2 separate regions of the Homo sapiens genome follow, and region 2 is linked to region 1. Evidence: read pairs that join two places in POLR2A ChIA-PET (ENCODE). Cell type or tissue: Panc1. All regions are shown on one strand. Links, peaks and the distances in the headings refer to the core of each region. The heading gives the core; the rest is flanking DNA.

The links. Peaks named below come from ENCODE experiments on the same cell type or tissue, not always from the same donor. Only the 100,000 strongest peaks of a DNase experiment are listed, where the experiment ranks them.
Region 2: POLR2A ChIA-PET joins it to region 1 with 11 read pairs; 2 of 35 experiments call an interaction of 5 or more read pairs at or near these places.

The regions. Positions count from the first base shown.
Region 1 is chr15:90,202,782-90,208,328 of GRCh38, reverse strand. The region is part of intron 1 of SEMA4B (semaphorin 4B); the gene reads right to left. It also overlaps the pseudogene RPS12P26. Among named protein-coding and RNA genes, the nearest start is that of SEMA4B, 4.2 kb to the right of the region's middle. In Panc1, for the core only: no CTCF peak of the experiment used is centred there; no DNase peak of the experiment used is centred there; H3K4me3 peaks cover 4,000 bases; H3K27ac peaks cover 4,000 bases.
Region 2 is chr15:89,692,650-89,698,196 of GRCh38, reverse strand. All of the region lies in intron 1 of WDR93 (WD repeat domain 93), which reads right to left. Among named protein-coding and RNA genes, the nearest start is that of WDR93, 4.6 kb to the right of the region's middle. In Panc1, for the core only: no CTCF peak of the experiment used is centred there; no DNase peak of the experiment used is centred there.

The sequences.
Region 1 (5,547 bases), core at 1,065-5,064:
AGATTTTTATGTAAAATTTCCTAAGTTTTAAATATCAGCAACTAATTAAAATTTTTCTTTCTTTTTTTTTTTTTGAGATGGAGTTTTGCTCTTGTCTTCCAGGCTGGAGTGCAATGGCATGATCTCGGCTCACTGCAACCCCTGTCTCCCAGGTTCAAGTGATTCTCCTCCCTTAGCCTCCTGAGTAGCTGGGATTACAGGTGCCTGCCACCATGCCCAGTTAATTTTTCTATTTTTAGTAGAGATGGGGTTTCACCACGTTGGCCAGGCTGGTCTCGAAACTCCTGACCTCAAGTGGTCCACCCGCCTCGGCCTCCCAAAGTGCTGGGATTATAGGCGTGAGCCACCGCACCTGGCCTAATTAAAATTTTTCTAAAGAACTTGGAAGTCAAACAAAATGTATCTCCAGGCTGGCTGTGGCCCACTACCCTTCAGTTTGCAAACTTCTGTCTGAGATGTGTGCCTCAGTCTCCTGTGTGCCACATGTCTGCCAGCTCTGCCCTCTTCCCAACTATGGCCATGCAACCAGGGGCCTCGGCTGGATCCCCTGCCCCGTCCAGAGACTGACCTCAACAGATTTCTTTAACAGATGGAAAAATATAACCTGCAATTATTCAAGGGCTGAGCCGGGTCATCTTGCTGCTTTTGTACGATTCACAGGTGAAGCAGGAGGCAGCTGTTCTAATGGAAAGAATGTGGTTGCTGAATCGAGAACTGTGGCCCAAGGCTTGGTCCCAAACTCTTCTATAGCTGCATGACCTTGATAATGAGTTAGCTTCACTGAGCTTTGGTTTCCTCATCTGCATGAGATAAAGCAATGCACTTCCACATCCAACAGCAGTGCCTGGCACACAGGGAGTGCACCGCAATGGCCGCTTTTATTTGCTCTTCCAGTTGGCCCCCTTCCTAGAGGATGGGCCAAAAGATGCCAAAAAAGAGGACACGAGTTGGCTAATTTGGCTCCTCTTTAGGAGTATGGTAAAATGATGGCTTCTGTCTCCTACCTACCATCCCCACTGAAACCCCCTCGCCACAGGCCCCCCACCTCTCGGAAGCCTGTTAAGACTACAGGATGGGCTTCCAGATGGATCCAGGAGTGCAGAATAGAGCTTCCATGCACAACAAGTCAGATCACAGGCCTGGGAGGCAGAACTCTAGCAGCTGGACAGAACACTCCACCTCTGTGTATCACTCTGTAGCCACTCTACTCTTCTGTGACCATCTCTGCCACAGGGCAGGAGCCACCCCTTAGTGTTCCAGTATTCAGTGCCCAGAAGAGGGTCGATGGTGAGCTAATAAGTATAGAGCCGCTGTGGGCACCAGGCTTTTTTTGTTTTTTTTGTGAGCCAAAGATATTTTCTTCATTTCTTGCATTAGAAGTTCTCTCTGATGACATGCTTGGCCTGAGACTCCTTGCCATAGTCCTTAACTACTATACAACTGCAACCAACCACTTTACGGGGTTTCCCCTCTCTGTCAATTTGACAGAGACCTACCCATTCCCCCAGTTTCTTTTGTCATCAACCTTAATTAGGTTGATTTGGTGCTCAGCACAAAGGGCTTCCACCAACTTGACATACACAGTCTCATCACCGTTGGATGCAAGCACACAAAGATGGGCTTGGCGCTTGTCTAAGGCTTTGGTAGCTTTGCGAATTCCATGTGCTAGGCCATCGTGGATGAGGGCTGTCTTCAACAGCTCTTGTAAAGCAGCATTAATGTCCATTACCCCTCCAGCAGCAATGCCTTCCTCGGCCATGGCAGTGGGTTACGGGTGAAGCCGAATCTTGAACGCAACTGAGCCTGAGCCTCCGTCTCTGCATGACTTGGTGGCAGCAGGGAAAGAGCCACCAGGCTTTTAATTATCTTATCTTACAGACAGGATAGCTGTCCCACATCCAGCACAGGGAGGTCAGAATGTGAAGAGGAGGGGCAGGGAAACCAGCTGGGGAAAAGCATGGAGAATGCAGTCCAAGGGAGCAGACTTCCCAAAAAGCTAATCTGAGGGAAGGCAGGCCTCGACCACAGGAGTCTCGCGTTGTGTTGTTCCTGTTGCCCCGATCCCCAGGGAGGGCCACATCAGAGGCCCCCTGAGTCCTGCGCCAGCCTGAGCACCCATGGGGGTGGAGTGAGAGGCAACAGGCTCTAAGAAGATAAAGGAAGGAGTGATTGATGACATGACCCGAGTCTAGCCTTTTCTCCAGGCCCCGTGCCACCCTCTGTCTCTTGCCTAGAGGATGAACATGCTGGTATATCCAGATATGCCCCAAAAGTTGTGCAAGTTTAGCGCTCTCCTGGGTTGGCACAGAGGTATTTCAACACCAGCTGGATGTGGGTTGTGCTGAAGGCAGAGCAGAACCAGTGAAGGGCAGGCAGGGAGAGGCATGGTCCAGCCCCATGCAGAGGAGGTTCTTCAGGCAAAGGAGGACTTTGAAAAGGCTGAATCAGGAGCACTTAATAACTGGGCTATAATTAAGCAGGACCCCTGGTAATGACCTCCAATCAGCTCCTGGGGGCCTTGCTTTGTCTTTTCTACCAGGGCAGGCACTAAGCCTGACAAGGCTTGGCACCTAGCAGAGGGCCTGCATACCACCAGTGTGCACAAAAATGGATGCAAATAACCTCACCAAGCAAGGCTGGCAGGGGGTTTCTAGCACACCAGAGCAGAAGCTACCTTTTTACTACGGATGCAGCATGTGCCAGGCACCATGCCAAACACTTTACATACATTATTTCATGTAATCCTCTCAGAACACTGTGAAGATGGCCATTATTCCTCTCTTGCTAATGTGAAAATGGGCCTGGAGAAGGCCAGGAGCTTGCCCAAGGTTGTGCAGTTAGTAAGGGTGGCAAGCTACTTTACAAAGCCAGGCTCTGAGCATCCGCAGTTAGAGCGCCTTCCACTCACCTCTGCAGAGCCAAAGAGATGCTGGCCCATAGGACAGAGCTGGGGACAAAGGCTCATGTCCAGTTGAGACCATGTCAAGGAGGGAAGCCAGTAACCGGGCTGAGGGCTCAACAAGCGACCAGCATCAGGGCTTCCCAGGGCAGCCTTGACCCTGGCTGCCTCCTCCAGGGCCAGAGGGCAAGCAGCTGATTTGTGCCAAATGCTCCATTCTCTCTGCTCAATGGCGTTTTGTTGACTGCAGTTTGCAGGCCTGCAGATTTCTGTCCAATCTGCTTCAGAAATACTGCGTCCAGAGCTTTCCCGCCCGGCACTTCTGGGGCAGGAGGGAATTAATAACTCCCTTTAAGGCCGGATGTGGTGGCTCATGCCTGTAATCCCAGCACTTTGGGAGGCCAAGATGGGCAGATCACCTAAGGTCAGAAGTTCGAGACCAGCCTGGACAACATGGTGAAATCCCATCTCTACAAAAATACAAAAATTAGCTAAGCATGGTGGCGGGCACCTGTAGTCTCAGCTGCTCGAGAGGCTGAGGCAGGAGAATCACTTGAACTTGGGAGGTGGAGGCTGCAGTGAGCGGAGATGGCATCACTGTACTCCAGCCTGGGAGACAGAGCGAAACTCCATCTCAAAATAACAATAATAATAACTCCCATTAAGTGTCCAAATAAGGTGGCCCAAAAAGACTTTGGAGGGCCATGAGAGGAGGCGTGTTTTGTTTCTCCCCACGTGGCCAGGCTGGGAAGCACTGGGCGCCATTGTTTCTACTCAGCACCACTCCTGCTCCTGACCGAGGCTTTGGTCCTGGAGCTCTGCATGGTAGTTCCAACGCAAGAGAACCCAAATTCCACACACTTCTTTGAAGTGTTCCTTTCAGAGATTTCCAGCTGACTGTGGAGCCCCCAGTGGCTGTCCCCTCATCCTCCTCTCCCTACTGGCCACTGGGCGAGGCCACAAATCGGCTCCCTGCATCTTAAGCACCCCAGGAATGTGCTGTTCATCAACAATAATTAGGGTTCCCTATGAAGGACCCCAGATGCAGGGCAAGCTGGACGCTCCACTTCAAGGGATTTTGTTTTAAACCACAGACATAGCCCCACTGTCCCTAGGCATCTGGGTCCTTACGGGGCATGGGTGGGAATTCAGTAGAGGAGTGAGTGGCAGGAGGAAAGAGGGGTGTGTAATATCCAGTTCCATGACTCTTTCTCCTAAGATGCATGCAAGGGAGGGCACTAGGGCCCTGGGCCCGGCGTCCCATGGTCACCACGAGCCTGCCCAGGATGGGCACACTGCCAGGAACATCTAATGAGCCCCCTGGGATGAGGCAGGAAACCGCCTTAGGCCACACTCAAGGGTGAGCCTGTTCAGTTACCAGGGCATTCCCCTCTCGGACTCCCAGCCAGCCCTAGGACCTGCACGTAGGTAAGAGTAGGAGGTGGGTATGAGGGCCAGGAGGAAGCCCAGAGAGGGGGCACTCCAGGGTATAGTGGCAACTCAGTCGACTATAGATACGTGCTCACAAGTTCAGGTAGCTAGGTGCCACTACACTATTCCAGGGCTTTGGTGGGACTGGAAAAATGGGCCACTCCGGGCAGACCTAGCCCCAAGAACATAGCAGAAGGGGTCTTTTGCTCCAGGACTCTTAGGTTGGAGAGCTGAGTGTGGACTGCATTTCAGGTCCTCTCAACCCTCAGCTGGGCACCTTGGTACAATGCACAAAATGCAAGCCCACCTACGGCAGCCCTGACAGGTGAATGCTGGTGCGTGACAGAAGCCTGGGAACAGTCACGGGCTTGTAGAAGTGGACCAGGTCCTGCAGCTGCATTGGTAATAATAACCAAGTATTCTAGCTGCTCCTCGGGAAGCAGGTCCCCTCGATTCCCCTCGCTGCTCTCCAGTTTTGCCTTCTAGCTACCCTGTGATTGTCCCATCCAGTTCCAGAGTTGGACATGAAACCTACCGTCTTTTGACATGGTCCCATGAGCTGGCCCAGCTTTCCCAAGGCCATAAGTGGAGTCCATTGGAGCATCTGCCCCCATCTCACCCTGCCTTCTCCCAAAAATGAGAGGGTCTGAGGGCAAAGGGAGTTGTGGCCACAACAGAAGTAGCAAGACAGCAGGCCTGGGGCTGGTTACACCTGTTCATCCTGACTTCACAAGCTGAAGCACCCAAGGGGCTACAGTCAAACTAACACCCCAACCCTGTCCTAACCCCAGGCAGAATCACCCCAGATCTGGGCAAGATGTACAGAAGTAAACTCTGAGCTGAGTAACACTCATTCAGCGGTTCCCGTACCAGGCCCTGTCCTAACGACTTTTCAAACACGAGCTGATTTAATCCTCACTACCTTGAGGTAGGTTCTGTTATTATACCTGTTTTACAGATGAAGAAATCAAGACCCAGAAACTTTAAGTAGCCTGCTCAAGGTCACATGGTTACTAAGTGGCTGAGGTAGCATTTGAACCCAGGTCATCTGCAGTATTTCAGACAGGGGTTCAGGTAGGGTTACTTGAAGCCGCTAGGGCCCTGCCTTAATTTAAGTGCTGATTCTACTATTTCCCTTTGTAAACAGGATGCTTTTAGAGGTGGGGATGCTGTGAGGAGATGGAAGTCTGGGACAGTTTCAGTCTGTAACCTCTAAT
Region 2 (5,547 bases), core at 999-4,998, 510 kb after region 1:
AATGATAAAAGTGGGCCGGGTGCAGTGGTTCATGCCTATAATCCCAGCACTTTGGGAGGCTGAGACGGGCGGATCACGAGGTCAGAAGATCGAGACCATCCTGGCTAACACGGTGAGACCCTGTCCCTACTAAAATTACAAAAAAAAAAATCAGCCGGGCGTGGTGGTAGGCGCCTGTAGTCCCAGCTACTTGGGAGGCTGAGGCAGGAGAATGGCGTGAACCCAGGAGGCGGAGCTTGCAGTGAGCCGAGATTGCACCACTGCACTCCAGCCTGGGCGACAGAGAGAGACTCCGTCTCAAAAAAAAAAAAAAAAAAATTATAAAAGTGTCAATTGATCAAGTGGGTATAAAAGTCCTAAATGTTTATGCACCTAATAACAGAGCTTCAAAATACACAAAGTAAAAATGGATAGAATTTAATGAGAAACAGGAAGATCCACAATTATAGTCAGAGATTTCAATACCCTCTTCTCAATAAATTATAGAACACATAAACAGAAAAATCTGTGAGGATACAGAAAACTTCAATAACACTATTAAGTAATTTTTTCCAATTGACAGTTACAGAACGCTCTACCCAAAACAGCAGATTGCAAATTATTTTTAAGTGCACATGAAACATTTACCAAGACAAACCATATTCCAGGCCATAAACCAACTCTTACTAAGTTTGAAAGAACTTAAATAATACAAAGTATGTTCTCTGACTGCAACAGAATTATTTTAGAAATCAATAACAGAAATTTCGATGGTTCAATGTATACAAGACCTCAAAATATTAGGAAACTAACACGCTTCTTAATAACCCATGGATCACTTTTAATAGTTTTAATGCTCCTAGGGTAGATACTCAGGAATGGGATTGCTGGGTCATATGGTAAATATATGTTTAAAATATTTTACATACATATTAGAATGGCTAAAATAAAAAAAATAGTGCCAGGTGTGGCAGCTCATGCCTGTAATCCAAGCACTTTGGGAGGCCAAGGTGGGAAGATTGCTTGAGGCCAGGAGTCTGACACCAGTCTAAGCAACACAGTGAGACCCCATCTCTACAAGGAATTTTAAAAAACCACTGGGGTGGGGGTGGCGTGCACCTCAGTCCCAGGTGAGGTAGGAGGATTGCTTGAGCCAGGGAGGTCAAGGCTGTAGTGAGCTGTGATCATGCCACTGCACTACAGCCTGAGTAACAGAGTGAGACTTTGTCTCTAAAAAACAAACAAACAAACAAACAAACTGACAATACTAAGCACTGGTGAAGATGCAGAGCAACTGGACTCCCATACATTGCTGTTGAAAATGCTGAACAGGACAGCCACTCTGAGAAAGGATTTGACAGTGTCTTATAAAGTTAAACATATATTTACCATATGACCCAGCAATCCCATTCCTGAGTATCTACCCTAGGAGTATTAAAACTAACCTATCATCCGAGCACTTTGGGAGGCCAAGGCAGGCAGATTGCTTGAGCCCCGGAGTTCAAGACCAACCTGGGCAAAATGGCAAAACCTCATCTATACAAAAAATACAAAAATTAGCTGGGTGTGGTGATGTGCACCTGTAGTCCTAGCTACTTGGGAGGCTGAGGTGGGAGGATTGCTTTAGCCAGGGAGGTCAAGGCTGCAGTGAGCCATGATCACACCACTGTACTCCAGCCTACGTGACAGAGTGAGGCCCTGTCTCAAACAAAAACAACCACCACCACCACCACCACCACCAATGTAAGTTCACACAAAAACCTCTACACAAATGTTTATGACAGCTCTACTTATAATTGTCAAAAATGGGAAACAATCCAAATGTCCTTCAACAGGTTTATCAATGGATAAACAAACTGTGGTATATCCATATAATAGAATACTAATCAGTAATAAAAAGCAAAAAACTACTGATCCACACAACAACATGGATGAATCTCAAAGACATTATGATGAGTGAAAGAAAACAGTCTCAAAATTTATATGCAGTCCAATTCCATTTATACAGCATTCTCAAAAATGCAAACTGAGTAATGGGGAACAGATCAGTGTTTGTCAAGAGTTATAAGCAGGGAAGGGTGTTATTCAAAAAGGACAGCATGGCTGGGCATGGTGGCTCATGTCTGTAATCTCAGCACTTTGGGGGGCCAAGGCGGGTGAATCACTTGAGGTCAGGAGTTCAAGACCAGCCTGGGCAACATGGCAAAACCCCACCTCTACTAAAAATACAAAAATAAGCTGGGTGTGGTGGTGTGTGCCTGTAATTCCAGCTACTCAGGAGGCTGAGGACCAATAATCGCTTGAATCTGGGAGGCAAAGGTTGCAGTGAGCTGAGATTGTGCCATTGCACTCCAGCCTGGGTGACGGAGTGAGGCTCTGTCTCAAAAAAAAAAAAAAAAAAAAAGGACAGCATGAGGGAGTTTTTTGGAGTGATGGAACTACTTCATCAGTGGAAAGAAAAACATAAAGCTGTCTTTATCTCCAGATGATATGCTTATATAGGAAATCTGAGGAAATCTACAAAAACATTTTCTAGAACTAATAAATGAGGAGAGCAAGGTGGTAAGATACAAGTTCAATATACAAAAACTGATTGTATTTCTATGTACTGGCAATAACAAACCAAACATTGAAATAAAAATACCATTTACAACAGTATCAAAAACATGAACTACTTAGGGATAAATCTGACAAAAGATATATAAAACCTGTATCCTGGGCTAGGCAAGGTGGCTTGCACCTGTAATTCTAGCAGCTCAGCAGGCTGAGGTGAGAGGATTGCTTTGAGTCCAGGAGTTCAAGGTTGCAGTGAGCTATGATCATGTTGCTGCACTCCAGTTTGGGCAATACAGCGAAACTCCCTCTCTAAAAAACACCCACCCACATACTGAAAACTATAAAATATTGCTGACAGAAATTAAAGAAGACCTAAATAAATGGAGAGTGTGATACCTTATTTATGAGTTGGAAGACTCAATTTTGTTAAAATGTCAATTCTTTTCAAATTCATGTACAAATTCAACACAATCCCTATGATAATCCCAGGTGGCTTTTTTTTTTCCAGAAATTAAGAAGCTAACTTTACAACTCATAATTGGAGGACTAACACTACTTAATTTCAAGACTTATCACAAAGTTACAATATTCAAGACAGTGTGGTATTGGTATCAAAATAAACAAACAGATCAATGAAATCAAATAGGGAGTCCTAAATTAGATGCAAACATATATGGAGAACTTATTTTTGACACAAGCACAAAGACAATTCGGTGGAAAAAGGATATTCTTTTCAGCAAATAATGCTGGAGCAATTAGATATCTATATAGGAAAAAAATGAATGCCGATCCATACCTTGCACCATATGCAAAAATTAACTCAAAGTAAAATCATACACCTAAATGTAAAACTGAAAACTATAAAACTTCTAGAAGAAAACTTTGGCAATCTTCTCTTAGACAAAGATTTCCTAGATATGACATTAAAGTATAACCTAAAAAGAACAAACTGGTCATTTAAACCTTTTCAAAAATAAACTTGTGTTTCTTCAAAACACACTGTTAAGAGAATAAAAGGTAATCCTCAGATGGGGAGAAAATATATGTGCAAGTCACTTATCTGATAAAGTACTTTTGTCCAGAGTATTTTTAAAACTCTCAAAACTCAGTAATAAAAGAAGTAACCCGGCCGGGTGCAGTGGCTCACGCCTGTAATCCCAGCACTTTGGGAGGCCAAGGCGGGCAGATCATGAGGTCAGGAGAGCGAGACCATCCTGGGTAACATGGTGAAACCCCATGTCTACTAAAAAATACAAAAAATTAGCTGGGCATGGCGGTGGGCACCTGTAGTCCCAGCTACTCGGGGGGCTGAGGCAGGAGAATGGTGTGAAACCAGTGAGCCGAGATCGTGCCACTGCACTCCAGCCTGGGCGACAGAGCGAGACTCCATCTCAAAAAAAAAAAAAAAAAAAAGAAATAACCCAACAATTTTTAAATATGTGCAAAAAATTTGTACAGATACTTAACCAAAGAAGATATACAGATGGCAGATAGACTCATAAAAAGATGTTCAGCATCATTAGTCATTTGTGAAATGCAAATTAAAATCATGAGATACCACTACACGTATATTAAAATGCCTAAAGTTAAAAAGATAGACCATGAAAGTGTTGTTGAAGATGTACAATAAGAATGCTCATACACACTATTGGGAAACCAAAATAGTACAACTGGTTTGGAAAACAGTTTGGCAATTTCTTAAAACGCTAATGTGGAGGCCAAAGCAACTCCATCTTAGATGCTAATCCTCCATGTTAACTTCTGATTATCCCCAGTTCCAGAAAAACCTCTAAGATTTCCATTTGACTCATTCCTTGTGTAAGAGCACCACTTACTGTAAATATTGCCCTTAGGTCAAAACAACCTTGATGTTATCATTCTTGCCATAAATTCTGTCCTTAAGCAATTATCTTACACATTCCTTCTGAAGCACCTTTCTCTATAGCACAGAAACCCTGGGTCTGGTGGATAATGGCAGGGATCCACCATCTTGTCTTGCTCCTGAGACATGGCTTCTGTTTGTTTGTTTAAATTGTATTTATTTATTAAATGTTTGTTTCTGAGAAACTGGGTATGTCAGCCTCTTGCTTTGGCCTCTCAGCTTTCTCAGACTTTTAGGGGTAGGTTTGCATAGGCCTGTCCCCTGCAGGACAGTTAAACACATTATCTACCATCATATCCAGTCATTCCACTCTTAGGAGTGGTAGAAGGGAACTGAAAACATATGTCCATACAAAGACTTGTACACGAACAGTCATTACAACTTTATTTGTAGGAGCCCCAAAGTGGAAACAACCCAATGTCCACCAACAGGCAAACAGATAAGCTCTCACGCATTGTCAGTGGTAATACAAAATAGGATAGCCACTTTGGAAAACAGTTTGGCAGTTTCTTACAAAGTTAAACATACCATATGTTTCAGCAATCACATTCCTGCATATTACAGTAGGAAAATTAAAACTTATGTTTCACATCAAAATCTGTACTTAAATATTTATAGCAGCTTTATTTATAATGGCTTCAAATTAGAGACAACACAAATGTACTTCAGTGGGTGAATGGATAATGAATTATAATACATTCACATTGTGGAATAAAAAATTACAAACTACTGATGTGCACAACATAGATAATCTCAAATGCATTATGCTAAGTAAAATAAATCAGAAAAGAAAAGAAAACGCTACATACTATATGATTCAATTTATATGATATTGTGAAAAAGGCAGAATTGTAGGTATAAAAAACAGATGAGGCCAGGCGTGGTGGCTCACACCTGTAATCCCAGAACTTTGGGAGCTCGAGGTAGGTGGATCACCTGAGGTCAGGAGTTCCAGACCAGCCTGACCAGCATGGTGAAACACCATCTCTACTAAAAATATAAAAAATCAGCCATGCGTGGTGGCGCATGCCTGTAATCCCAGCTCAGGAGGCTGAAGCAGGAGAATCGCTTGAACCCGGGAGACGAAGGGTGCAGTGAGCTGACATTGCGCCATTGCACTCCAGCCTGGG